Regions from separate parts of the Homo sapiens genome. Here region 2 is linked to region 1. A link is an interaction called in ENCODE POLR2A ChIA-PET data of the cell type or tissue named here. Cell type or tissue: endothelial cell of umbilical vein. All regions are shown on one strand. Links, peaks and the distances in the headings refer to the core of each region. The heading gives the core; the rest is flanking DNA.

Evidence for each region. Peaks named below come from ENCODE experiments on the same cell type or tissue, not always from the same donor. Only the 100,000 strongest peaks of a DNase experiment are listed, where the experiment ranks them.
Region 2: POLR2A ChIA-PET joins it to region 1 with 6 read pairs; 4 of 35 experiments call an interaction of 5 or more read pairs at or near these places.

The regions. Positions count from the first base shown.
Region 1 is chr17:76,774,488-76,779,862 of GRCh38, reverse strand. It overlaps MFSD11 (major facilitator superfamily domain containing 11), which reads right to left. Exons shown (of 13, transcript NM_001242532.5): 11 at 4,692-4,866; 12 at 3,322-3,457; 13 at 522-1,675. The coding sequence ends at 1,511. Among named protein-coding and RNA genes, the nearest start is that of LINC02080, 22 kb to the left of the region's middle. In endothelial cell of umbilical vein, for the core only: no CTCF peak of the experiment used is centred there; no DNase peak of the experiment used is centred there.
Region 2 is chr17:77,101,729-77,107,097 of GRCh38, reverse strand. It overlaps a transcript of SEC14L1 not described here. Among named protein-coding and RNA genes, the nearest start is that of MIR6516, 15 kb to the right of the region's middle. RefSeq lists enhancers at 1-334, 397-446. In endothelial cell of umbilical vein, for the core only: no CTCF peak of the experiment used is centred there; no DNase peak of the experiment used is centred there; H3K27ac peaks cover 552 bases.

The DNA of each region.
Region 1 (5,375 bases), core at 175-5,174:
CTCCCTCAGTAAATATGTTTGTCTTTTTCAATGTTTTTGTTGTTACAGATGTTAGATCCCTGTTCTTAAGACTTAAAGGACCGGGCATGGTGGCTCACCCCTGCAATCCCAGCACTTTGGGAGGCCGAGGCAGGTGAATCACCTGAGGTCAGGAGTTCCAGACCAGCCTGGCCAACATGGTGAAACCCCATCTCTACTAAAAATACAAAAATTAGCCAGGTGTGGTGGCACATGCCTGTAATCCTAGCTAGTTGGGAGGCTAAAGAATGAGAATTGCTTGAACCCGGGAGGCAGAGGTTGCAGTGAGCTGAGATCACGCCACTGCACTCTAGCCTAGGCGACAGAGTGAGACTCCGTCTCTAAATAAATAAATAAATAATAAATAAATTTTAAAAAAGACTTATGACAATTTTTACCTTATTTCATAATACTTAACTGGCCACTCCTTGCTATGAGCTACAAGGTAAGAAAACTTATCAAATGAAACATTTACAGAGGAAGACATCTTTTCAAAATCAATATTTCATTTCAGCATCTTGTTATTTATTTTTCATTATTTTAAAAAATTATCATTATTATTTTCTTTTCTTTTTTTTTTTTTTTTTTTTGAGATGGAGTTTCACTCTTGTCATCCAGGCTGGAGTGCAATGGCACGATCTCGGCTCACTGCAACCTCCGCCTCCCAGGTTCAAGCGAATTCTCTTACCTCAGCCTCCCTAGTAGCTAGGATTACAGGCATGCACCACCAAACCCAACACATTTTTGTATTTTTAGTAGAGATGAGGTTTCACCATGTTGGCCAGGCTGGTCTCAAACTCCTGACCTCAGGTGATCCACCCACCTCAGCCTCCCAAAGTGTTGGGATTACAGGCATGAGCCACTGTGACCAGCCTATTATTATTTTCAAGACAGGGTCTCACTCTGTTGCCCAGCCTGGAGTGCAGTGGTGTGATCATAGCTCACCGCAGCCTCAATCTCCTGGGCTGAAGTGATCCTTCTGTCTCAGCCTCCCCAACAGCTGGGAGTATAGCGGTGCAACACCACACCCAGCTTTGCTATTTATTTAAATGTCATTCTCCAACACATATGGGGAATGACATATGCTTCCCATTATTACATGGCAAAACATACTCCATATCCAGAAAAAATATTTATATGACATATGGCCTAGTATTCTAAATCAAGGCAGGATCTTCCAACAAGAGCAGGAGAGAGAAGAAAACATTTACATTCTATAACATGATTATAAGAATTGAGATAGATGAAATGAAAAACAACATCTTTGAACAATTACAGTTGACAGAACAGCTTTCCCTTATTCTACTTGCTTTAAATAACTCATATCTGTAAACTTGAACACCAACTCTGGCTGATTTAACAGTCTTAATCCCTTGATTTTCCATACTGAACATCACCCAATATATAGTGAAGATCAAAGGCGACTTCTTCCACCAAGCTCTGTGTCCAGCTGTGTTTCTGAGGTCATACGTGTCCCCTCACGGACACCAGATCAGATACTTCGGTAGTCAGAGCCGCGGGCTACAAAGGCGGCAGCTTCCCATTCCACAGTGAAGAAAGAAATTGTTCCAAAAAACCCAAATATCACCATGACCAGGAGTTGCCAGTGAAGGAGAAGGTAGTTGCTGTAGAAAAATGCCACGGCTGCGCAAATAGACTAAGAACAAACAAAACAAATCACAACGGGCGCACCGGGGGCCACACTGAGCCACAGTTAGCCCCTAGCCCCACTCCTATCCTGCCCCAAGGACACCTGGAACTCACAGTGCTTTCTATTCTTTCTGCATCAAGGTATGACTTCCTCAGTCACTGACTCACAAACATGCACCATAAACTCCTGCCACAGTTCCTGGTATTTAAAATAGCATTTTGGCCAGGTGTGGGGGTTCATGCCACCCAACACTTTGGGAGGCCAAGGTGGGAGAAATGCTTGAGCCCAGGAGTTCAAGACCAGCCTGCACAACATAGCAAGACCCCATCTCTACAAAATAAAATAAAATGAAACAAAAATAGCATTTTGTGGAAAACTGGAGTAACAAGAATGTACAGAGTAAGAAATACACTTGTCTGTATTACAAATGAATAGAATTCTGGTATCTAAGGAAGGAAATCTCTAATCAGAGCCATAGAGACCAGAACATAAAATCTGTTACACAAAAAATCTTACTGCTCATTGCTTCCTAATTCTAGTCATAAATCCTCTTAAAGGATGTCCCCAACTTTCATTTAAAAAACACAATACAAGACAAAAGCAAAAAAAGGAAAAAAAAAGAGGAAACAAAAAAATAAAATAAAATAAGAAACACAATATAGCCGGGGCGGTGGCTCATGTTTATAATCCCAGCACTTTGTGGGGCCCAAGCGGGCGGATCACTTGAGGCCAGTAGTTTGTGACCAGCCTGGCCAAAATGGCAAAACCTCATCTCTACTAAAAATATAAAAACTTAGCTGAACATGGTAGTGCACTCCTGTAATCCCACCTACTTGGGAGGCAGAGATTGCACTGAGCCAAGATCGTGCCACTGCACTCCAGTCTGGACTACAGAGTGAGACTGTCTTTTTTTTTTTTTTTTTTTTGAGACGGAGTCTCGCTCTGTGGCCCAGGCTGAAGTGCAGTGGCGCGGTCTGGGCTCACCGCAAGCTCCGCCTCCCGGGTTCACACCATTCTCCTGCCTCAGCCACCCAAGTAGCTGGGACTACAGGCACGTGCCACCACGCCCGGCTAATTTTTTTGTATTTTTAGTAGAGACAGGGTTTCACCGTGTTAGCCAGGATGGTCTCCATCTTGTGACCTCGTGATCCGCCCACCTTGGCCTCCCAAAGTGCTGGGATTACAAGTGTGAGCCGCGGCGGGCCGACTTTGTCTTTAAAAAAAAATAAAATAAAAAAATAGACCAGGTGCGGTGGCTCACGCATATAATCCCCAGCACTTTGGGAGGCCAAGGCAGGTGGATCACCTGAGGTCAGAAGTTTGAGACCAGCCTAACCAACGTGGTGAAACCCTGCCTCTGCTAAAAAGAAAAAAAAAATACAAAAATTAGCCAGGCATGGTGGTGTGCACCTGTAATCTCAGCTACTCAGGAGGCTAAGGCAGGAGAATTGCTTGAACCCGGGAGGCGGAGGTTGCAGCGAGTCAAGATTGCGCTACTGCACTCCAGCCTGAGTGACAGAGAGAGACTCTATCAAAAAAATAAAAATAAATAAATAAAAATTAAAACCACAATACAAGTAACCAAGGAAAACAAGGCAATACACAAAGGGAAGAGCCCTATGTCAAACACAATCACAATCTGAAGAGGTTACCTGAACAAACTTGAAGATGGCAAATGCTGGGGCGCTGTCTTCAGAATACAGAAAGCCCAAGATACTAAGCAGCTGGGTATTAAAGCAGCTGTCTCCAAGGCCCAACAGAAAACTGCAGAGAATGGCAACTTCTTTGCTGAAGAAAATAAAAATCAATTTAGTATGAGCAATATCTGCTAGAGCCATTTAAAATATACAAGCAACCCACCCACAAAAGAATTCTACCTGCAAGTTGTAAACACTATGAAACAAAAATAAAGACAAAGCTGGTGCGGTGGCTCACACCTGGAATCCCAGCACTTTGGGAGGCTGAGGTGGGCAGATCACTTGAAGACAGGAGTTTGAGACCAGCCTGGCCAACATGGCAAAACCCCATCTCTACTAAAAATATAAAAATTAGCTGGGCATAGTGGCGCGTGCCTGTAATCCCAGCTACTCGGGAGGCTGAGACACGAGAATCACTTGAACCCCGGAGGTGGAGGTTGCAGTGAGCGGAGATCACGCCACTTGCATTCTAGGCTGGCAGACAGAGTGAGACTCTGTCTCAAAATAAATAAATAAATAAATAAAAATAAAACATAAAGACTAGAATTTACAAAGTAAGAATTTTTGCTCAAATGCACACACCTTTACATTCTAACAAACTCTGGTCTCAACCATTTGTGAAGAAAATGCAGGTTGAGTATCCCTTATCAAGACCAGAAGTGTTTCAAATTTTCTTTTCAGATTTTGGAACATCTGCATTACACTGACCAGTTAGGTATTTTTAATCTGAAAATCTGTAACCTGAAATGTTCTAATAACACTTCCCTTTGAGCATCATGTTGGCCCTTGAAAAGTTTCAGATTTTCAGATGCGATATACTCAGTTTGTATAGTTTTTTGGGCTGGGCTCCCCTTGGATTTGTGGAGCTGGACATAAATGTCTGCGTTTATAATGAACTTGAGAGTTGAGTGCACTAAACCGATATCCTCAAACGTTATATAAACTGCTCTGGAAGGACTGAATGGCCTCCCCGGTTGCCAGGTTCTCCCTCGCTCCTCTTTGTTCTTCCTCCAGGCCCTAATGTCTGGATATTTCACTGCTTAAGAAGCAGAGATAAAAAATTCAAATCAGATACTTACGTGCTCCTTCAAGGATCAAGAAAAAGATTTAGTGGGGGAAAAGGTTAAAACCAACTATTACAAAAATAACTTAGGATTCTCTAAGGATTCCTATTTAAACTCAGTCTGACTCCATGAACACTTGACAGATGACCTTAGAGAGACACCAGGCTCTCTGAAGAGGATTAACTGCTCCACTTTCAGTATCTAGCCATCCGTTACCTCCCACCCGTACTCAAGCGACTAGAGAAATGACAGCCACTATACCTGGATTTGATGTAAGCACTGCTGTCAGTTCCTTTAACAGGAGCAATCGGGGCATCTCCAGGCATGTTGAGAAATATTAGATAAAAAGCTATGAAGTGCACCAGGATGCCCAACAGCACAACTGGATTTCTACCAAAACGATTGTTCTTGCTCAGCAGGCCGAAGAGGCTTCCACCTATAAGTCAAGATGGCAGAAACGTCACTAATGTTGCCGAAACATCACATACCCAGGCCTGAGTTACCACCAAGGAGCCAAGGAATAAACATTCTCACTTGTTAAATTTCTTCAAAAAACCCAACACCTCAGCACTTGCAGACAATGATAATGATGACCAAGCATCAACTATTAGAACAAAAAAGTAAGGTATCAAAATGACTTGCATTTCTATCCAGGAACATTCTTGTATTTCTTCTCTGTGAATTATTGTACCCCACAAGCTATCCCCTTTGACCTGTAGCTTATAACAGAAATAAAATAAGGACACAACTTGTCATTATGACCACGTTTTTGTTGCAATCATAGCCAAACAAGCCAAGGTATCACACTGAAAGGCAGTCACTATGGATTCTGAGAATTATGTGTGAGCTCCGAAGGGGAGTCAGAGAGGCCTAGGAAGAGTCAGCAGCCAGAACAGCTAGGATATCTCAAAAGCTGAGAGGAGAATCCTCAAGAGTGAGAAGAGG
Region 2 (5,369 bases), core at 121-5,120, 330 kb before region 1:
AAAGCTCTTCATTGATCAGCTGCTTCTCTCCAGTACTTAAGTGATCCTTGATGGTATATTACACCCCATGGGGGATGTGTGAACTCTTTTAGGTGATATGCAAATTACTGCTTTTCTGCAAAATGCCACCCTGGTGGCCGGATACAAGCATTCATGGGGAGTCAGCAAGGTGAACAGCAAAGAAAAGCCCGGGGCTGGAGAAGGAGAACGCAGCCTATTTCTCTCCTGAGAACCAAATAATTTTTCTTTTTTATTTTTTTTGAGAAAGGGTCTCACTCTGTTGCCTAGGTTGGAGTGCAGTGGCGCCACCAGGGCTCACTGCAGCCTCAACTTCCTGGGCTTAAGTGATTTTTCTCACTTCAGCCTCCTGAGTAGCTGGGACCACAGGTGCGGGCCACCACACCCAGCTAATTTATTTATTTATTTATTTTTTGAGATGGAGTCTCGCTGTGTTGCCCAGGTAGAGATGGGCTTTCACTATGTTAGCCAGGCTGGTCTCGAACTCCTGACCTCAGGTGATCCACCCGCCTCAGCCTCCCATAATTTTTTTGTTGTTTTATCTTTTTGAGATAAAGTCTCACTCTGTTGCCCAGGCTGGAGTGCAGTGACACGATCTCGGCTCACTGCAACCTCCGCCTCCCGGGTTCAAGCGATTCTCCTGCCTCAGTCTCCCGAGTAGCTGGGACTTCAGGTGCGTGCCACCACGTCCAGCTAATTTTTGTATTTTTAGTAGAGACGGGGTTTCACCATATTGGCCAGGCTGGTCTCAAACTCCTGACCTTGTGATCCGCCCACCTTAGCCTCCCAAAGTGCTGGGATTACAGGTGTGAGCCACCACACCTGGCCTCCTATAATTTTGAAATTATTTGTAGAAGACAGTCTCACTATGCTGCTCAGGCTGGTCTCCAACTCCTGGGCTCAAGCCATCCGCCAACCTCGGCTTCCCCAAGTGCTGGGATTACAGGCGAGAGCCACCATGCCCTGCCAGAACCAAATAATTTCAATGTCCCCTGGCCACGGAGAAGGAAAGTACAGGGTGATTTCCTTGATTCGTGGCAAAATTAGGTAGACGAACTGATATCCAGACTGACTTTTCCTTTTTTTTTTTTTCCTCTGAACTCTACTTATCTGCTTAAAAACAGAATCTCTCAAAATAATTCAACTGTCACAAATCCCCTCCCTGGGGCTTTTTAGGGAGTTTTGCACTAGGGAAGATTGTCTCCTCTCACCAGTCCCTCACCAGGATAAGCAATCACCTAAACAGCTGTTGTCACAAGACTAACATAAATCCCACCTGTGCTCCTCTGGGCCCATTCATCCTTCCTAAGAGTCCCCTGCTTCATGAAGATGGTATACAAGCCCCAGATCCTAACCACTTAACCTTGAGTCACATTTTTCTGTGAACTCTGGTGTACATGAATGTTTAAAAGTCTTTTCTCCTGTGAATCTTTCTTTGGTCAGTTTAATTTGCAGGCCTCCAACCATGAACATGAGGGTAAAGTTTTTCCTCCCTGACACAGGAGTTCACATCTCTGCACTATATCCTTACCATCATTTAATCTTTCGGAGGTTAATCTGAATGTTCTCTAAAACATGGGGGAATGGGACTATATCATGGAAAGAGGGTGGTAAGCACAATTTATAATATTACAGACTTACTAGGTACCCAGTACTTTGCAAATGGGACCTCCTTGAACTCTTTTTACGTGGGGTGGGGGGGGGGGTGGTCAGCGAGGAGCATGTCACAGGCTAGAGTCACTTTCTTGTTCACGAACACTGACCACACACTTGAGCCCTGTCTGGGTATAGGGGTAAACAAGACAGTCACCATGGCCCTGGAGTGGACTTTCCAGTTGAAGGCGTGAAAGGAAAATATCTTGGGCCCCCAAAATCACTAAGGAAAAATCCAGCTGGAAACTGCTTAGGGCCAACCTGCCTCCCCTTCTATTCAAAGTCGCCCCCCTGCTCACTGAGACGGATGCATATCCGATCGCCTTCTTTGGAAAGGCTCATCAGAAACTCAAAAGAATGAAACCGCGTCTCACCAATCTGTGACCTGGAAGCTCCCTTCCTGAGTCTTCCTTCCTTTGCTTCAAGTTATCCTGGCTTTCCAGAGACCGAACCAATGTACTTCTTAACATATATTGATTGATGTCTCCTGTCTCCCTAAGATGTATAAAACCAAGCTGTGCCCTGACCACCTTGGGTATGTGTCCTCAGGACCTCTTGAGGCTGTGTCACAGGTACGTGTCCTCAACCTTGACACACACACACACAAAAAAAAACTTTCTTTTTTTTTTTTTTTTTGAAATGGAGTCTCACTCTGTTGCCCAGGCTAGAGTGCAGTGGCGCAATCTCGGCTCACTGCAACCTCCACCCCCTGGGTTCAAGCGATTCTCCTGCCTTAGCCTCCTGAGTAGCTGGGATTCCAGGTGCCTGCCACCAGGCCCAGCTAATTTTTGTATTTTTAGTAGAGATGGGGGTTTCACCATCTTGGCCAGGATGGTCTTGATCTCCTGACCTCGTGATCCACCCTCCTCGGCCTCCCAAAGTGCTAGGATTATAGGCGTGAGCCACCACACCAGGCCAAAAACATAAACTTTCTAAATTAACAGAGAACTGTCTCAGATTTTCTGGGTTCACAAAGGGAGACAAAAAAAAAAAAAAGTAAACACAAGGCCGGGCGCAGTGGCTCACGCCTGTAATCCCAGCACTTTGGGAGGCTGAGGCGGGTGGATCATGAGGTCAGGAGATTGAGACCATTCTGGCCAAATGGTGAAATCCCGTCTCTACTAAAAATACAAAAATTAGCTGGGCGTGGTGGCAGGCACCTGTAATCCCAGCTACTCAGGAGGCTGACTGAGGCAGGAGAATTGCTTGAACCCAGAAGGCGGAGGTTGCAGTGAGCCGAGATCGCACCACTGCACTCTAGCCTGGGTGACAGAGGAGACTCTGTCTCAAAAAAAAAAAAAAAAAAGTAAATACAAAAAAGAGTCCTTTGGATACGGTCTCTGCTTTGATGATCTTGGGACAAAGTGAAGATGGGGTTCCTACTTTACGGTGGGAAGAGAGGGAGGGCCTCCCTGGTGGTATTGAGCTGTGAGCTGACTCACAAGAGGGAGTGGGAAGGACAGGGGCAGGGCGTGCCAGGTGGCAGGGTCAGCGAGTGCACAGGCTCTGGAGCAGGTCATAAGCAGGTGGCACTGGGACCCCGCCCGGTGCCGCCTGGATCCACGGTCTTCCCGCTGTGCATTGTATCCTCATAACCCCATGGAGCCGGGCCTTCTGGCAGCTCAGTGTCAAATGAAAAACAAATCCAGGCGTAGGAGGAGAGACTATTGGAAAGGATGACTGCAAGGGCTGGGGACAGTAACTACTGCCATGGAGAAGCACTTTGGGAGGCCGAGACAAGAGGATCACTTGAGATCAGGAGTTCAAGACTGGCCTGGCCAACATGGCAAAATATCGTCTCTACTAAAATACACAAAATCAGCTGGGCATGGGGGCGCATGCCTGTAATCCCAGCTACTTGGGAGGCTGAGGCAGGAGAATCGCTTGAGCCCAGGAGGCAGAGGTTGCAGTGAGCTGAGATGACACCACTGCCCTCCAGCCTGGGGTGAGGTTCTGTCTCAAAAACAAAACAAAACAACAACAAAAAAAAAACAACAACAAAAAAGAAAAATCTGGCTGGGCATGGTAGCTCATGCCTGTAATCCCGGGACTTTGGGAGGCCGAGGCAGGTGGATCACCTGAGGTCAGGAGTTCTAGACCAGCTTGGCCAACATGGTGAAACCCCATTTCTACTAAAAATACAAAAATTAGCCAGGCATGGTCACATGTGCCTGTAATCCCAGCTACTCAGGAGGCTGAGGTGGGAGAATTGCTTGAACCTGGGAGGCAGAGGTTACAGTGAGCTGAGATCGTGCCACTGCACTCCAGACCGGACTACAGAGGAAGACTCCCTCTCAAAAAAAAAAGAAAGAAAAATCATTTCAGGCCAAGCAGTGCTCATGCCTGTATTTCAGTACTTTAGGAGGCCGAGGTGGAGGATCACTTGAAGCCAGGAGTTCGAGTCCAGTCTGGGCAATATAGTGAGACCTCGCTTCTACTAAAAAATAGTAAAACAATTAGCCAGGCATGGTGGCATGCACCTGTATAGTCCCAGCTACTTGGGAGGCTGAGTAGGGGGGATCCCTCGAGCCCAGGAGTTCGAGGTCACAGCAAGCCATGATCACACCACTGTACTCCAGCCTGAGCCACAAAGTAAGACTCTGTCTTTAAAATAAACAAAAAAGGCCAGACATGGTGGCTTATGCTTGTAATCCCAGCACTTTGGGAAGCCAAGGTGGGAGGATCACCTGAAGTCAGGAGCTTGAGACCAGCCTGGCCAACATGGTGAAACCCTGTGTCTACTAAAAATACAAAAATTAGCTCGGTGTGGTGGCATGTGCCTGTAATCCCAGCTACTCATGAGGCTGAGGTAGGAGAATCACTTGAACCTGGGAGGGGGAGGTTGCAGTGAGCCGAGATCACGCCACTGCACTCCAGGCTGGGCAATAGAGTGAGACTCCCTCTCAAAAAAAAGAAAAAAAGAAAAAAGAAGAGAAAGAAAACAAGGGAAGATACCCTTCACTTCCATATCCTTTCAGAATTTCTTTCTCTGTCCTTTTCAAAAGTGTATACAGCTTTCAAGTGGTTAAATGAGTCTCCTGCCAGTTTCCCCCAACTCAAGTCATGTTTCCCCAAGGACCTGAGCCACCCACGTGAACTGTAATCATCAAGGAAGATAACTGTTTTCCGGAGGGGATGATCCCAACTTCAGCTGTCACCTGATTCTAAATGGCAAAACCCACTTACACAGTGCATGGGCTGTATCCACTTAGCTGTATCAAAGCGGGAGATTTGTCTCTGCAGTTCTTTCAGTGGGCTGCCTGTGATGCTCAACGCGTTTTGGTTTAATGCTTATTCAATCATAAAATTGTTTTCTTTTGCTTTTACTTTTGTGGCGAGGCTTTCTGGGTTGGGGGATTTTGTTTTTAAATTATATTTCCCCAACAGATGACTGCAGTTTTGTTAAGCAAATAGCAAAGAGGTCTTTGGATGTTAATCATTGCCTCTTGATGTACCTATGTAAATAAGAGACCTCAGAGAACCCAGCTTGCATGACATAGAGACCCTGGTGAATAAACTACAAGAAATGGTGACCGCAACGGGACTGTTGGGAACGTTTTCCCTAACACAGGACGCTGGTTTAAAGGAATTACATCAACGTGTAAATGAGCACCACCAATAGTCAGGATGATGTGTTCTACAAAGTAAGTCCACGCCTAAGTCCCACCATCCCTGAGAAAGGACCGAGTGGTCCTCAG